Linked DNA regions of Mus musculus: region 1 is linked to region 2. Evidence: chromatin contacts called from ENCODE Hi-C or POLR2A ChIA-PET data. All regions are on one chromosome and are shown on one strand. Each heading gives the region's core, a stretch centred on a gene start or an enhancer-like site at or near the end of the contact. The rest is flanking DNA. Distances are from core to core; before and after follow the strand shown.

What was found. Hi-C counts contacts between places; a loop is a spot of excess contacts on that map. ChIA-PET counts read pairs that join two places held with the same protein, here RNA polymerase II (POLR2A).
Region 1: a loop to region 2 is called in a map of heart, with 2.7 times the contacts of the local background. The contact joins the enhancer-like site here to the promoter of Ccdc6 in region 2. A Hi-C loop is called at or near these places in 9 of 37 maps with a recorded cell type or tissue (adrenal gland, gastrocnemius, heart and 1 more). POLR2A ChIA-PET finds 5 or more read pairs at or near these places in 4 of 5 experiments (Patski and embryonic stem cell).

The regions. Positions count from the first base shown.
Region 1 is chr10:70,128,991-70,136,056 of GRCm38, forward strand. The region is part of intron 1 of Ccdc6 (coiled-coil domain containing 6); the gene reads left to right. Among named protein-coding and RNA genes, the nearest start is that of Gm51771, 22 kb to the left of the region's middle. Within about 2 kb of position 3,126, at least 1 of the 3 ENCODE cell types and tissues checked has a DNase peak (open chromatin) inside an H3K27ac peak, as active enhancers do; it is heart, where a contact is called at or near this core.
Region 2 is chr10:70,091,885-70,098,379 of GRCm38, forward strand. Ccdc6 (coiled-coil domain containing 6) reads left to right here and starts at 5,237. Exons shown (of 9, transcript NM_001111121.1): 1 at 5,237-5,697. The coding sequence starts at 5,416. It overlaps Gm51771 (a long non-coding RNA gene), which reads right to left. Exons shown (of 3, transcript XR_003948903.1): 3 at 948-2,966.

The DNA.
Region 1 (7,066 bases), core at 1,876-4,375, 35 kb after region 2:
GAGCTGCGAAGCACAGGGGGCAGTGGCAGACATTTATTCACACCATGTGATGTTACAGAGAGTCTCTAACCAGTGTTGGTTCCCCGAGAGACACAAGGTTGGACCTGGGACTGCTTTCCACAGAAAACTTGAAAATGTAATCCCAGTGTGTGGTAAAACTTCCGAAGTAGGAAGATGTTGTCTCGGAAGCTCCCGTGGCCATGCCTCTGTACGATCTTTCCCACTCGGAAAGTTTATTCATCCGATTCATATCTCCTGACCCAGTCCTGGGGAGCCTTGTCATAGTTCTTTTGGGCAAGCAGATCTCTACCAGACTGTCTTTTAAAAAACGCATGTAGAATCACTCGATCTATCTTATCTGCCTGTTCATCCATCTAGAATCACTAGATCTATCTTGTCTGCCTGTCCATCTATCTAGAATCACTCCCATCTATTTTGTCTGCCTGTCCATCTGTCTAGAATCACTGGATCTATCTTGTCTGCCTGTCCACTTTCCGTCTGTTTATCAACCCATCAGTCAGTCTGTATGATGTCTTTTCATGTATAGGATGTGTGTGTTTATGTCTATGCAGTTGCGCACGTGCCACAATGAACACGAGATCTGACCCCAGGGCAGGTGTGTTTCCTTGCCTCCTAGCCCCCATCTGTGTCTGCCTGTATCAGGCCAGCCGGTCTGAGAGCTTCCACAGAGTCTGTTTTTTCTGCACTTCCCATCTCGGATGAGTATGGAGATTACAGACAGATACCTGCTTCTTTGTCCGGGTTTGAGTCTTGGTGCCTCAACTAAGCACCTTACTCTCTCCAAGGCTTCAAACATGGCCTCTCTTATTGATGAATGCACACTGCAGGTTTACCGAAGACTGGTCAACAGTACACTCCATGGAAGCACCTCAGACCTGATTTCTGTGTTCCAGTGTCTTATAGCGTACCTGAGGGATGACCCCAAATATCTTCAGTAAGGAGTTGAGGTCCTGCCATGTTCGCCAGACTGCCTTTCCCCTGCTGAACATCAGTGGTCTGAACACTGTTGACAGGTTTTCGTTTGTTCTTAATTACAGTGACCTCACTCTATGATCAGGATTGCTATCATTTCCCTGGTGTCTGCATCGATTCCTTCTTGATGCCTTAGCAGAGTCCCACAAATGTAGTGGCTTAATACTGTATAGATTTACCATCTTAAAGTTCTGTCAGGAAAGTCCAGTGTGGGTGCCACTGGCCAGACAGCAGAGTGTGGCAGGCTTGATTTCCACAGCTTCTAGAGCAGTGGTTTTCAACCTCCGCAGTGCGGTGACCCTTTACTACAGTTCCTCATGCTGTACAGAGCCCCAGCCGTCTTTATAACTGTAATTTGCTACTGTTAAGAATTACAAGGTAGGGGCTGGTGAGATAGCTCAGCGGTTAAAAGCACTGACTGCTCTTCTGGAGGTCATGAGTTCAAATCCCAGCAACCACATGGTGACTCACAACCATCTGTAATGAGTAACAACAACAACAACAACAACAACAACAACAACAAAAACATTATGGGCCAGAGTAAGCGGGGACTGGAACAAGAGGGAGAAGGAAAGGGGGAAAAAGAATTATAATGCAAATATCTGATAGGCAGGATATCTGATATGCCACCCCCAAAGGGGTTCTGACCACAGATTGAGAACCACTGGTCTAGCATCTGTCTGATTTCTAGAGGCCACTGGGATTCCTTGCTGCTGGCTCCTTTCTTCCTCTCAGTTAGCCATGTAGCTCCAGGCTCTCTTTGTGACACTCTGGCCTCTTCTCTGTTTTGCTTCTCCACTCTGAGGTTTCTGGAGGCACCGGCCCCACCCGGAGAAGCTAGGTTGATCGATCAGCAACCCTAACTTTGACCATTCCCCTTGCAGCTGGTATCCGGTTGCTGATGGACAGACAGGCTGTGTAGCTGCCGGTGGATGACATTTCCATGAACACTCGATGTCCATCTATGTACTGCTTAAGCCATGGGTCACTTTTGTAAACGAAGTCTTTCAAAATGCATTAAAAAGTGTCCAAACAGGATAGCTCAGGACTTGCCTCAGTGCGTAGAGCAGAGAGTTCAGATCCCAGAGTCTTGTCAGTTTCAGGGGGACATGTGCTTGTATGTGGTGGCAGAGGGAGTGTCCCGGCTGTCTAGACTGTCTGAATTAGTGAGCTCTGGGTTCAAGTGAGATACCTAGCTTCAGCATGTCCGATAGGGTGATCAGGAAAGACACCCAGTGTCACTTACACCCACATACACAACTCCACACGTGGCCACACACACACACACACACACACACACACACACACACACACCAATACACGTCTCAATGACTGTAGCTCCCTGTGTTTGCCTGGGTTGGAGAACAGGAGGCAAGCTGACGTATTTTCATCAGACACTAATATGTCTCTTCGTCACCTTCCTAATAAAAGTGTAATGTCCTGCCTCTTCCTGGCCTTTTACTGGGTTACCGTGCTTGTGGCATGGTTAATGCGTTGGCTGCATTTGCCTGGTAAATGTGTAAGGAAATGAGTGTCTACACATACAGCAACTGCTGCCTCTCTATTTCCTTCTGACGTGCAAGCCAGGAGCTGCATCGTGTTGGATGCAGGCAGTGTCCCAGTCAGTGAGTTGGGGAACATTCCTTCTTCATGAAGAAACACTTAAGACGATGCAACCCATGTCCTTACTAATTTTGAAAGCTAGACAGACCTTCCCCAGTTTACTACAGAACCTCCAGAAATAGAGATAAATGTGTTTTTAAAAATCTTGAATGAAGCCTGGAGGCTCCTTTGGAATATTAAGGATAAGGGATGTGGAAATGTGTTTTCGTAGCTCCTTACAGGTGAGGTGCTTTAGAGGATTTGTGTGTGTGTGTGTGTGTGTGTGTGTGTGTGTGTGTGTGTATACACACGAGTGTTGTTTGAGGAGTAAGCTACTTTCCCAAGGAGTGTAAGACTTGCATCCTCCAGTCTTGGGGTTTACAACAGATCTTCACTCTCTACTGAGATGTGGACACTGGTCGTCCCGTGGCCAGATACTGGCCAGGGCGGTTTCTTAGTCTTCAGGGAATCCTTGCTTGATTCTTCCTGTTCCTCCCAGCCAGGAGTTTTCCTGGCCTGGAGCACTTCAGTTCCTATCTCTAGCTACAGTGCTGCTGCCCTCAACCCCCACCCCTCCTTGTGTTTCTGGTTTCTCTTGTTATGGACATCGGGAGTTACTGTAGGGCCCACCCTCATGACCTCATCTTAGCTTTATCTGAAGAGACTTTATTTCCAAATAAGGTCACCCTCGGGACTCACTGGTCCTTGGGAATTAGGACTTTGACCTATCTATTGGGAGGGACCCACTCCATCCCATAACTGGTATGGAATATGGAAAATAATTCTGAGCAAGCAGGATGGATAAGGTAATGCTGCCGGTGGATTGGCCCAGCAGAGCCTTCAGACAGCTGTGAACGAACAGTCTCAGGAAGTGTGATAAGGCCGAGAGACTGGCTAGAGTGCCAGGCAGCTTGGCTGGGTTCTTGGCCAAGTGGCTGTAATTCTTGGTTTTCAGTCTTTGGGGAACTATAGTTAACAGGATTCAAGACCACCCTTATCCCCATTGCACTGGGCAGCAAGCTTTCCAGGAGGCTCCTTCAGGAGAGATTGAGGTCTTTCTCCTCTCTTGTTACCCTTCCACCCCTAAATCTGGAATGCTCTACTACAGTGGAACACACACACACACACACACACACACACACACACACACAGAGCATACGATCACAAGGAGTTAATGTAGTCTTGCTCCTGTACTCAGGTGTCCAAGCAGAAGAAAACCTTCACACTGGAAATGAGTCCTTAAGAGCAAGGTTTATAGTCTTCCTACCTCTCCCTCGGGAAGGCGCGAAAGAGCATCACACCTCCACAGAACAAACACCAGCCAGCTGTCTCTTAAGCACAAGTCAGAGGGAAGTCAGTTCTCTGAATTGTCATGCTCCTAGACACTTAAAGCAAGCACAGGATGCAGCGATGGGCTGAAGGGAATAAATAACCAGGGCCAAATAGATGAGTTGGGACAGTACAGGATACAGTTTTCAGCATGGTCTTTGTAACAGCATGACAGAAGCTTTGGAAGTGACCACCGTGTCCAGCCGTAAGGAGATAGATATCGCCCCCATCACTGTCCGTTGCTCGCCCTTCTGCCATCAGTATGGCTTCTCTTGAAGGAGTTGATGTTTCCTGCACTCTGATAAGTGTATTTGCTCTTGGATCAGCTTTGCTCGGCTGAAGCTGCAACTGGTGAAGGCAGATCAGCGAAGGGAGCAGGGGCCAGCCAGCTCATAGCATTGCCTCGCTGGTGCTTAGATCTTGGGTGTGGTTAGGGAGCAAGATGATAGATAGGGTAGTTCTGGGGAACCCTCAGGTGGGGATCTTGCAACACCTTCTTATCTCTTCACACCTCAGACATAGTCGTGGTTGGGCAGCGTTTCACATTGTAGCATAGTTAGGGTGGGTGTGATTGGCTTCTTGCCAGCTGGAAAGGCCACCAGCATTTGCTGTGTAAAGGAAGGAATTTGACTGTTGTGGCGGGGGTGTGGGGTGGGGGTGGGGGTGGGGGGAGATCCTTCTGTTAGAAAGTAAAGCAGTAATCTTCTATCTGGCAGGTACACATAGCATAGGTGGGTGTGCGCATAAAGAGGAAGAAAGACTCCTTTCTCCAACGTCCACAGAACCCCTGCTTCCCAAACTGAGACCCAGGCCATTTTGTTTCCGTACCATCCTTCAGTCACTTTGTGGCCCGGATGCGCTGTTGAAAGCTGGCCTAGGGAACCGAATTTGCAATTAGATTGCCGTAGAGAATGTTGTCCTAACTGTCACATAAACTAGAACATTTTTAACTTGTCAAGCATTTCTAAGATGGAGTTTGCCTTAAGCACAGAAGAGATGCTCCTTGAAGCGCGGGCTAGCCGCTTGTCTGAATGTGTCAGGGTGACGACTCTCAGGCAAGTCTAATAATTACGTTAGTTCATGAGTTGTCATAATGATAGGAAGTTAGAGCCTTTTCATGTTTCATTAGGCTATGAAATAGACATCTCTTTTTCTCTCTGTCTGAGGCAGTATAACATCGTTATTTCACTTCTGATGTAAACAAAAAGCACCGGCTGACCATGGTGGTACTGTCTGTAATCTCAGCCCTCAGTGGGCCGAGGCAGCGAAGGATCAGGATTTTAAGTCCAGCCCAGAGCCTCAGAGTAGACCAGAGAACCCGCTTGCTTCTTAGAGACAGCTCTAGTTTCAGGAGTCCAGCAGCGTCACACTGTATAGCTGCACACGTTATATTAGCTCTTTACGCTTTTTGTTTGAGTAAAATGAAGTTTGTGTACTAACTGTGTAACTGTTTAGCATCACTGGTGGGAGAAGGGAGTCTTGGTTGAGGGATTGCCCAGATCAGAGTAGCCCGCCATCGACTTGTCTACGTGGGGATTGCCTAGCCCATAGTAGGCAGCGTAATTCCCTAGGCAGGTGGTCCTGGGCTATGTAGGAAAAACAGGTAAATGGTGAGCGATTGAGCAGCGCTCCCCCATAGTCTCTTCTTCAGTTCCTGCTTGAGCTCCTGTCCTGACTTCCCTCGCTGTTAGGCCATGACCTTTCCTCCCCTAAGATGTTTTTGATTCAGGGTGTTTTATCACAGCAACAAAGATAGAATTAGAACGAATATATTGACAGTTGTTGGTTTTTATTTTTTAAGGTTTTTTTTTTAATTAGCATATGTGCTGGCTAGTTTTATGTCAACTTGACATAAGCTAAAGTCATCTAGAGGAGATGCCTCCATAAGATTGGGCTGTAGGCAGGCCTGTAGTAGGGCAGTTTCTTTTTTTAAAGAAGATTTATTTTATGTAAATGTGTACACTATAGACTTTCACTTTCTTCAGACACACCAGAAGAGGGGCATCGGATCCCATTACAGATGGTTGTGAGCCACTATGTGGTTGCTGGGAATTGAAATCTGGACCTCTGAAAGAGCAGTCAGTCCTTTTAACAGCTGAGCCATCTCTCCAGCCTGGCATTTTCTTAATTAGTGATTTGGGCAGCCCATTGTTGCTGGGGCTATCCCTGGGCTGGTGGTCCTGGTTTCTATAAGAAAGCAGACTGAGCAAGCCATGGGGAGCAAGCCAGTAAGCAGCACCTCTCCATGGTCTCTGCGTCAGCTCCTGCCTCCAGGTTCCTGCCCTGTTTGGGTGCCTGTCCTGACTTACTGTGATGTGGAAGTGTAAGCCAAATCTGCCCTCTCCTCCCCAAGTTGCTTTTAGGTCATGGTGTTTCATTGCAGCAAGAGAAACCCTGAGCAAGCCTGCATATATTAATTCTGACATTCCCTCACGCCTGTCTGAAATGCATTTAGGTAATACCCTTTATTTTCTGTTGGCACTTTCTGCTCAGCTGATCCCTTCATTCCCACCTGGTCCTCCATTTCTAGGTCTTCTGTTTTCGGTATATTTCCAGAACTTTCCGTCCATTCAAGCCAGCTTCCCCAGGTCTCTGTCATGTGTGGTCTATTCTGTTAGGCTTCTGCTATGTGCTTTACTGTTTTGGATTTATTCATATCATAGTATGTCTCAGAACCCAGGGGAAATATGTCTCACCATGGCTATATAACTTTTGGCTAACATTTTTATTATGTAGTATTTTCCTCAGAATAAATAAGACTGTAAGACATGATCCAGTTTCAGGGCACAAGAAGAGCTGGCTCTCCCTGGTCTGCACTCCGTGATGGTTCTCACAGACGTGGATGCCTTTCCCCTGTGAAATAGCCCATGTTATCCCCAGCCCTTATTCCACATGGGTATATTTTCCAAAATTTGCTTTTTTTTTTTTTTTTTTTTAAGTGCGTGTTGAGTGCTCACATGGTTGCAGTACCTGGAGAGAACAGAAGAGGGCGCCAGATCCCTGGAGCTACAGGCAGTTGTGAACTGCCTGACCTAGCTGTTAGGAACCAAGTGCTGTAAGATCAAGAATTAGACAAATGGGACCTCATAAAATTGCAAAGCTTCCGTAAGGCAAAAGATAACTGTCAATAAGACAAAAAGGC
Region 2 (6,495 bases), core at 3,987-6,486:
AGGCCCGCCATGACATTCCAGCTGCTGCTTCCTCTCCTACACAGTCATTAGTCTGACTCCTGACAGGCAGCACAGAGGAACTAAACAGCTCTCCTTTTATTCTGGATTTAAAGAGAACTTTCTGGATACCAGTTCTAGCCAGTCCCTCAGCAGGACAAGTTTCCGGGAGTAGAGACTGCCAGATCTCCCCACAGTCCTGGGTTTCATTTATTTATGTATGTAAGTGCAATTACACAGCACATCCTGAGTCTGGATTATTTTGTTTGCTAGTTATCTATTTTGTTCTCTTGGAGATACCATCTCACTGTATAGCCCCGGCTGTCCTGAAACTCACCATGTAAATCAGGCTGACCTTGAACTCAGAGAGAACAGCCTGCCTCTGTCTCCCAAGGACCCAGCTTCCTTCCATTCTTTTGAGCTCTGCTATGTGGCAATTAGGATATACAGAGTGGTTCTGGGTGGGCTACCCAAGGACAATTTCCATATGTATAGGCTGACATATCTCCAGGTATACTTCACACCTAAATAGTTTTTACAGGTCTGCCTTGTCGACTGCCTCTTGTGTACATCCACAAAAATGCTTTCAATCCTTGTAAACCGATGCCTTATGAAATAAATGGTGTTTATGATGAATGCATTTGTTTGCATGTATGTATGGTGTGTGTTATGGTTTGTATATGCTCGGCCCAGAGCATGGCACTATTAGGTGTGGCCTTGTTGGAGTAGGTGTGTCACTGTGGGTATGGGCTTTAAGACTCTCAACCTAGTTGCTTGGAAGCCAGTCTTCCATTAGCTGCCTTCAGATGAAGATGTAGAACTCTCAGCTCCTCCTGCACCATGCCTGCCTGGATGCTGTCATGCTTCCACCTTGATGATGATGGACTGAACCTCTGAACCTGTAACCCAGCCCCAATGAAATGTTGTCCTTATCATTGCCTTGGTCATGGTGTCTCTTCATAGCAGTAAGACCCTAATTAAGACAGTGTGTTTCAGTGAAACATGCAAACACAAAAGAGGGGTGAGGAGAGAGATGTCTGACTCATTTTCTAGTCATGATCTCCTACCCAGGTCGGATGCTGCATGTTCAAGGTTATCTTACTCTCATAAACAAAGCCAGTGAAAAGGTGGACTGAAGAAGCTGAGTGACTGTGGAGACAGGGATAGGAAAGAGTCCATACTCGTGCTTATGGGCAGGCTCCCAGGGCACTTGAAGCTTGGTATACAATGTGGAGGAAACAGTTGTCGTGGCTCTGCAGTAATGCCGTTGATGGGTTGCAGGTTTAAAAGCATCCCAATGCAGTTATCTTGTTTTACTCCCATTCTAGACTTTATTAATATGCCTTCCAATAGGCAATCATGCAGCACACATGGATATTATAGAGAAAAAGCTGTTTATCAGTGTTTCTCTGCCTCTGGTGAATACTGTAAGAGGAGACGACCACGGAGAGAAGATCTCACTAACCTCACATACACGTCAGGCAGATGCACTCCATAAATACCATCATCCAGGCCCAGTGTGCAAGTTGAACAATAGAAGAACAACAGGGGTAAGCTCATCTAGCTACTGACACAGATGGGAGATTTCTTTACACAGCAGAGGTCCTGCCAGTATTATTTCTTAAGTACACCGACGTTGTTCTTTTCCAAGAGTCATTTCCTAGGGTCTTCTTGCCCACTTGGCAGAATTAAGCTTTTCCTGATATGAGCATAGGGGACTCAATGGCAGAGTGGGCTTCGTGGTGGCTGTGGCCCTGTGCTGACCCCTTAAGCTGACCCTCAGAGGATGCTCTTTGCAATGGGAATGGGCCTAATGGCTAGTAAGCCAGGGTTATCTCCTGCGGTTATAGGAGTGGAGACTAAGTGGAGGTCAATCTTGGGGAACAAATGTTTACATCCTAGCATGCTCAATTTTCCTTATCTAACAAGCCTGGTTAGCACCCTACTTAGAGCTGGGGTATTTTGGAGTCAGTACTCCAGAAGCTAAATTCCACGTGTGTGACTTAATATCTCCTAAGTAAATCTAGCAGGAAGTCCTTTACAGCAACACTTCTATCATTTTGGGTTTCTTCTATCTCTAGTAGAACAGCTGTTTTTGTGGTGGGTGTGGGGTTGGGGGAAGGCAGTCTTGGCAATGTTTGGAGACAGTTTTTGGTTGGCATGGAGCAGGCAGGACAGAGGCAGGTGCACTACAGCTCACTCTGACAGAAACAAAACAAAAACAAAAACACCCCAAACCTCTCTAGCCTCAAGGGTTGAAGTAGACAATGTCCAGATCCCCCTTCCAGACCCAGGGGCCAGACACAGGCTAAATGGTGTGAACTATCTTTCTTGAATGCACTGCTTCATGGGATACTTTCCACCTCTGGCCAGCCTACATCTGGTTCACCTCAAGCCTGTTTAAGACTCCAGTGGTGTATGGTGATCACCGTGTGTGTATATACATACATATGTGTATTTGTGTATGTTGTGTGTGTGTATACATACATATATACATACATACACACACACATATATATAGAAAGAGAGACATACATACACAATCATTACAATTAAGCAACAAAAATATACTAGGATTTACACCACTATTTTTATGTTTGCACTGAGAACATTAGGTTTAAAGGGTACCCAGCACATAAAAATACAACATGTTTGTATTTGAGAAACAAAGATTTAGATGTCCCCTCGAGCCTCAACTGCAAGGCACCCTTTCCTTTATCCATAAACCTGGTGACTTAAGCTCAGGGTGATGGTGATTTCATTATTTCTGCAACGGGAGGCGCTCATCTTCCCTTGCCCCTTCTTCCTGCAGGGGACTCAGCCTTCCACCTACCTTCTGATTCATTTCCCCTGGAACGCTGAGGAGTTTTTTACAATGATCCGATCTGTTTTGTATCTGGTGTTTCCATTGTAATGCTATTACAGAACCAGCGTCGTGACAAATCGTCTGTTTATGAGGGGAATCAGTTCTACAAGAAGTAGAAAATTAGGTAAGCTTCTGTTCTGCAGTAACAATAAAAACCAGGATGGGGGAGAAGAATCCTCCAATTTATTCTCATCTGTATCAGCAGGGAAGCTTGAGAAGATGAGAATTTTCTCCTAATATCTTCTCAAGCCGATGATTAACTACAGATACCATGCCAAAACTGTAGTTCCCCTAAGGAAGACCAAGATGTTCTCAAGCTTAGCCTGACACGGGCCCTTTAAGAAAACCAGGCACTTCAAACTCCACCCCTCTGCCGACTGGAAGCCTGCAGGTCGGCTTCCCAAGGCAGTAAGTTTTAGGGATAAACCGGAGAGAGCTAGTCCCCACCCCTCACTCCCGAGAGAATGCTCCAAGGGCTGTAAGCCCTCCAAACCCCGCAATCTGGAGGTGGGGTGAGAAAAGAACAATAGAAACTTGTGAAGTATGGAAGCCACGCCCACCCCAGACTGCCCTGAATAAAGCGGAAAGAATGCAGTTAAACCCCAGTCCCGGGCAGTGCTCCCCTTACCCCATCCATCTCACCCCGCGAGCTGCTTTTCCAGAAGCGTCCTGTAACCGAAGGAGCCGAGTGTCTCCTGTCCCAGACCCAACATGGCAAAAGTCAAGGAGCCAAGTAAACTTCAGTGACAAAGTGGCTCCCTCAGCAGAGGATTATTTACACTGGTGCTCTGCTGCTGGAGAGCAAAGCCAAAGGCTCTCCTGCACTCCCCTGGATTTTTAACTTTTATTGTTACATTTTGCTTCACCGACTGTGTTCCTAGCTCTAAACTCAAGCCTACCTAGGAGACGTCTTGGGGGGTGGGAGGGCTCACCGAAGTTAGCATGTCTGGGTTGTTGACTAGAGGCAGCCATCTTGGTAAACCTGAGGTCAAGGTTTCACCCCTGGCAGGTTAAGAGTTATTCCGAGGTGAGACCAGTTCCTATTTAGCAGTGGGGACGAAACATGTCTAACCACTGGATCCAATTTGGTTTAAAGACAAGGTTATGAGCCAGGAAAGCCATGTAGTCATGGCTAAGCGCTTTATAAAACTATAAAACAGTTGACAGCCAGAAAACACTTTTCATCCCGCACCCCTTTATTTTGCATTTTGTTTCCATGAGTTTGTTCTTCCGTCGACTAAACTTGGATAATAAAGCCCGCCTGGTTAGTTTCACTTTCCATTTTTTCCCCCAGAAACGAAAGCTGTTTTGTATCAGGAGGTGAAGTGTTTAGACCCTTCTCACCTGCTAGGCCTGTTTCCTACAAGCAAGCTCTCCTAAGAGGGAGGGGCCTAACAGTATTTGAATTTCTGATTCTTTGAAGCTGGGCTCTCTACAGTAGTAATTACGGTTTTATTTTTTAGCTCCTGGAGTTTTGTAGGAGTTGGAGAGCAGCGGATAATAATGGTTATACAGTTCCCCTCACTTAATCGTGGTTATTTGTTTAGCATTGTGCCTGCAGTTACTTTGGAAAATTGGTACTTGAAGTTTGTTTCAACCCTTCTGAGATTAAAAAAAAAAAAAAATTAAATAAAGCTCCCGTTTCTTTAACTAGACAAATCTTGGTTTCTTAATCCTATCCCCGTGACCGGTGCAGAGTCTTTGCAGGAGGTAAAGAGAAAAAGGTGGGTGGCGCCTGGTTCAAACAACTGGACGCACCGGGGCCTTGTGGCAAGCTAGGCTAACCTGTGGCTGCCGACATGCCACAACACAGACAGACACACAGAGAGGGAGAGAAATAGATACACAGACACACAGACAGACACACAGATACTCTTCTTTTTCGACCCACTGCAGTGCAACTTTCTGTTCCCAGCCCCAAGCGCGGTCTGCACGGGGCACCCTGGGGGAGATCCACGCGCGCCGGCGCCGATCCAAGGTGCCAGGCTCCAGCTGAGCGGGGGTGGGAGGGTGGGGTGGCCCAAGGAGCCCGGCTGCCCCTCCCACGTGTCCCGGCACCTGCGGGGCTGGCGCTGCGTGGGGTCCGCCTTTCTCCGGAAGAGGCGGCGCGGCGCGGCGGTGTATGTGTGTGTGTTGGGGGGCTGGGGCCCGGGGACGCAGGGGACCCTCCGGGGCGGGAGCACGTGCGCGGGGAGGCGGCGGGGGCTCGAGCGTCTGTGTGCAGCTGCTAGGAGAGCGCTGGGGCTGGGGCTTTGCGGGGACGGCCCCGCGGAGCGCGCCAGAGTCCCGGCGCTGCAGTACTGCCCGAGTCCGGGCGGGGTCTCTGTTCCCTGGCGGAGCAGCTCGCGCGGCCGCGGGAAGCGCCCTCTCTTTCTCCGCCGCCGCCGCCGCGCGTCTGCGCCCTGCCGCCCGCCCGCGCCGCGCTCTGAGCTCCCCCGCTCCCCAGCTCCCCCGCCGCCGCCGCGCGCCCGGCCCCGCGCCCACTCGCCGCGCGCCCACTCGCCGCGCGCCCGGCCCTCGGCGCCCGGCTCCCCGCGCCCACTCGCCCAGCCATGGCGGACAGCGCGAGCGAGAGCGACACGGACGCGGCGGGCGGCGGCCCGGCAGCCATGCAGTCGTCCTGCTCGGCGACCTCGGGCGGCAGCGGCGGGGGCGGCGGCGGGAAGTCGGGGGGCATTGTCATCTCGCCGTTCCGCCTGGAGGAGCTCACCAACCGCCTGGCCTCGCTGCAGCAGGAGAACAAGGTGCTCAAGATAGAGCTGGAGACCTACAAACTCAAGTGCAAGGCGCTGCAGGAGGAGAACCGCGACCTGCGCAAAGCCAGCGTGACCATCGTGAGTGCACCCCGCGGACCAGGGGGGACCCCCGAGTGCGCGCCCCCGTGCGGGGTTGCGGGCCTGCGGGCACAGAGAGCGGGCCTTGGGGCCACGAGCGCCCTCCCTCCCTTGAGGTGTTGGAGGTGCCTAGGGAGACTCCCCAACGTCCCCTCGTCGCCTAGGGTGGAGGTCCCTCCGAGCCAGGGCTAGAGGCTGGCGGCGTGGCTGGGGGGGGGGCGGGGTGGGACTTTCTCAACCCTAGGGTGCCTGAAGGCTCCGAATAGAGGGACACCCTCTCCGGAGCCCCCGTGAGTGGACGAAGCTGGGGTCTGTCCAGGGGTTAGTTGGGGAGACGGGGTGTGCCACTGGGCTGGGTCCCCAGTTGGCAGGAGGACGGCGCTTTGCTGGATCGCCGGCGCTGGGGGAGGGAGAGAGTGGCCCGGAATCCGGGAAGTGGAGTTTTCTGGCCAGGATGGAAAGGGAAGGGCGGGCACTGAGGCTACACCAGCACCCCGTTCGGAATCACTGTCCTTTTGGGCCCGGAGGGTGGGCGGGTACAGAGTAGTGGGGAGTGTAACGTCTGGCGCTGGCTGGGACAGGGTTGGAGCTTGAAACCAGGATGGAGGGTGGCCGCTGGGACTGCCTGGCTGAGCAAGGATGTACGTGCGTCTCCTTCATTGGTTCGAGAGTCTTAGGAGTACTTGCCTGTGAGTCTAGGTACTTGACGGGAACACAGGCCATCTGTTCTGTTTCTACCTGGCCCCTCGAGGCTCCCCTGGAAGAGGGTAAGATTAGTCTGAGATCAGCCTCCTGGTG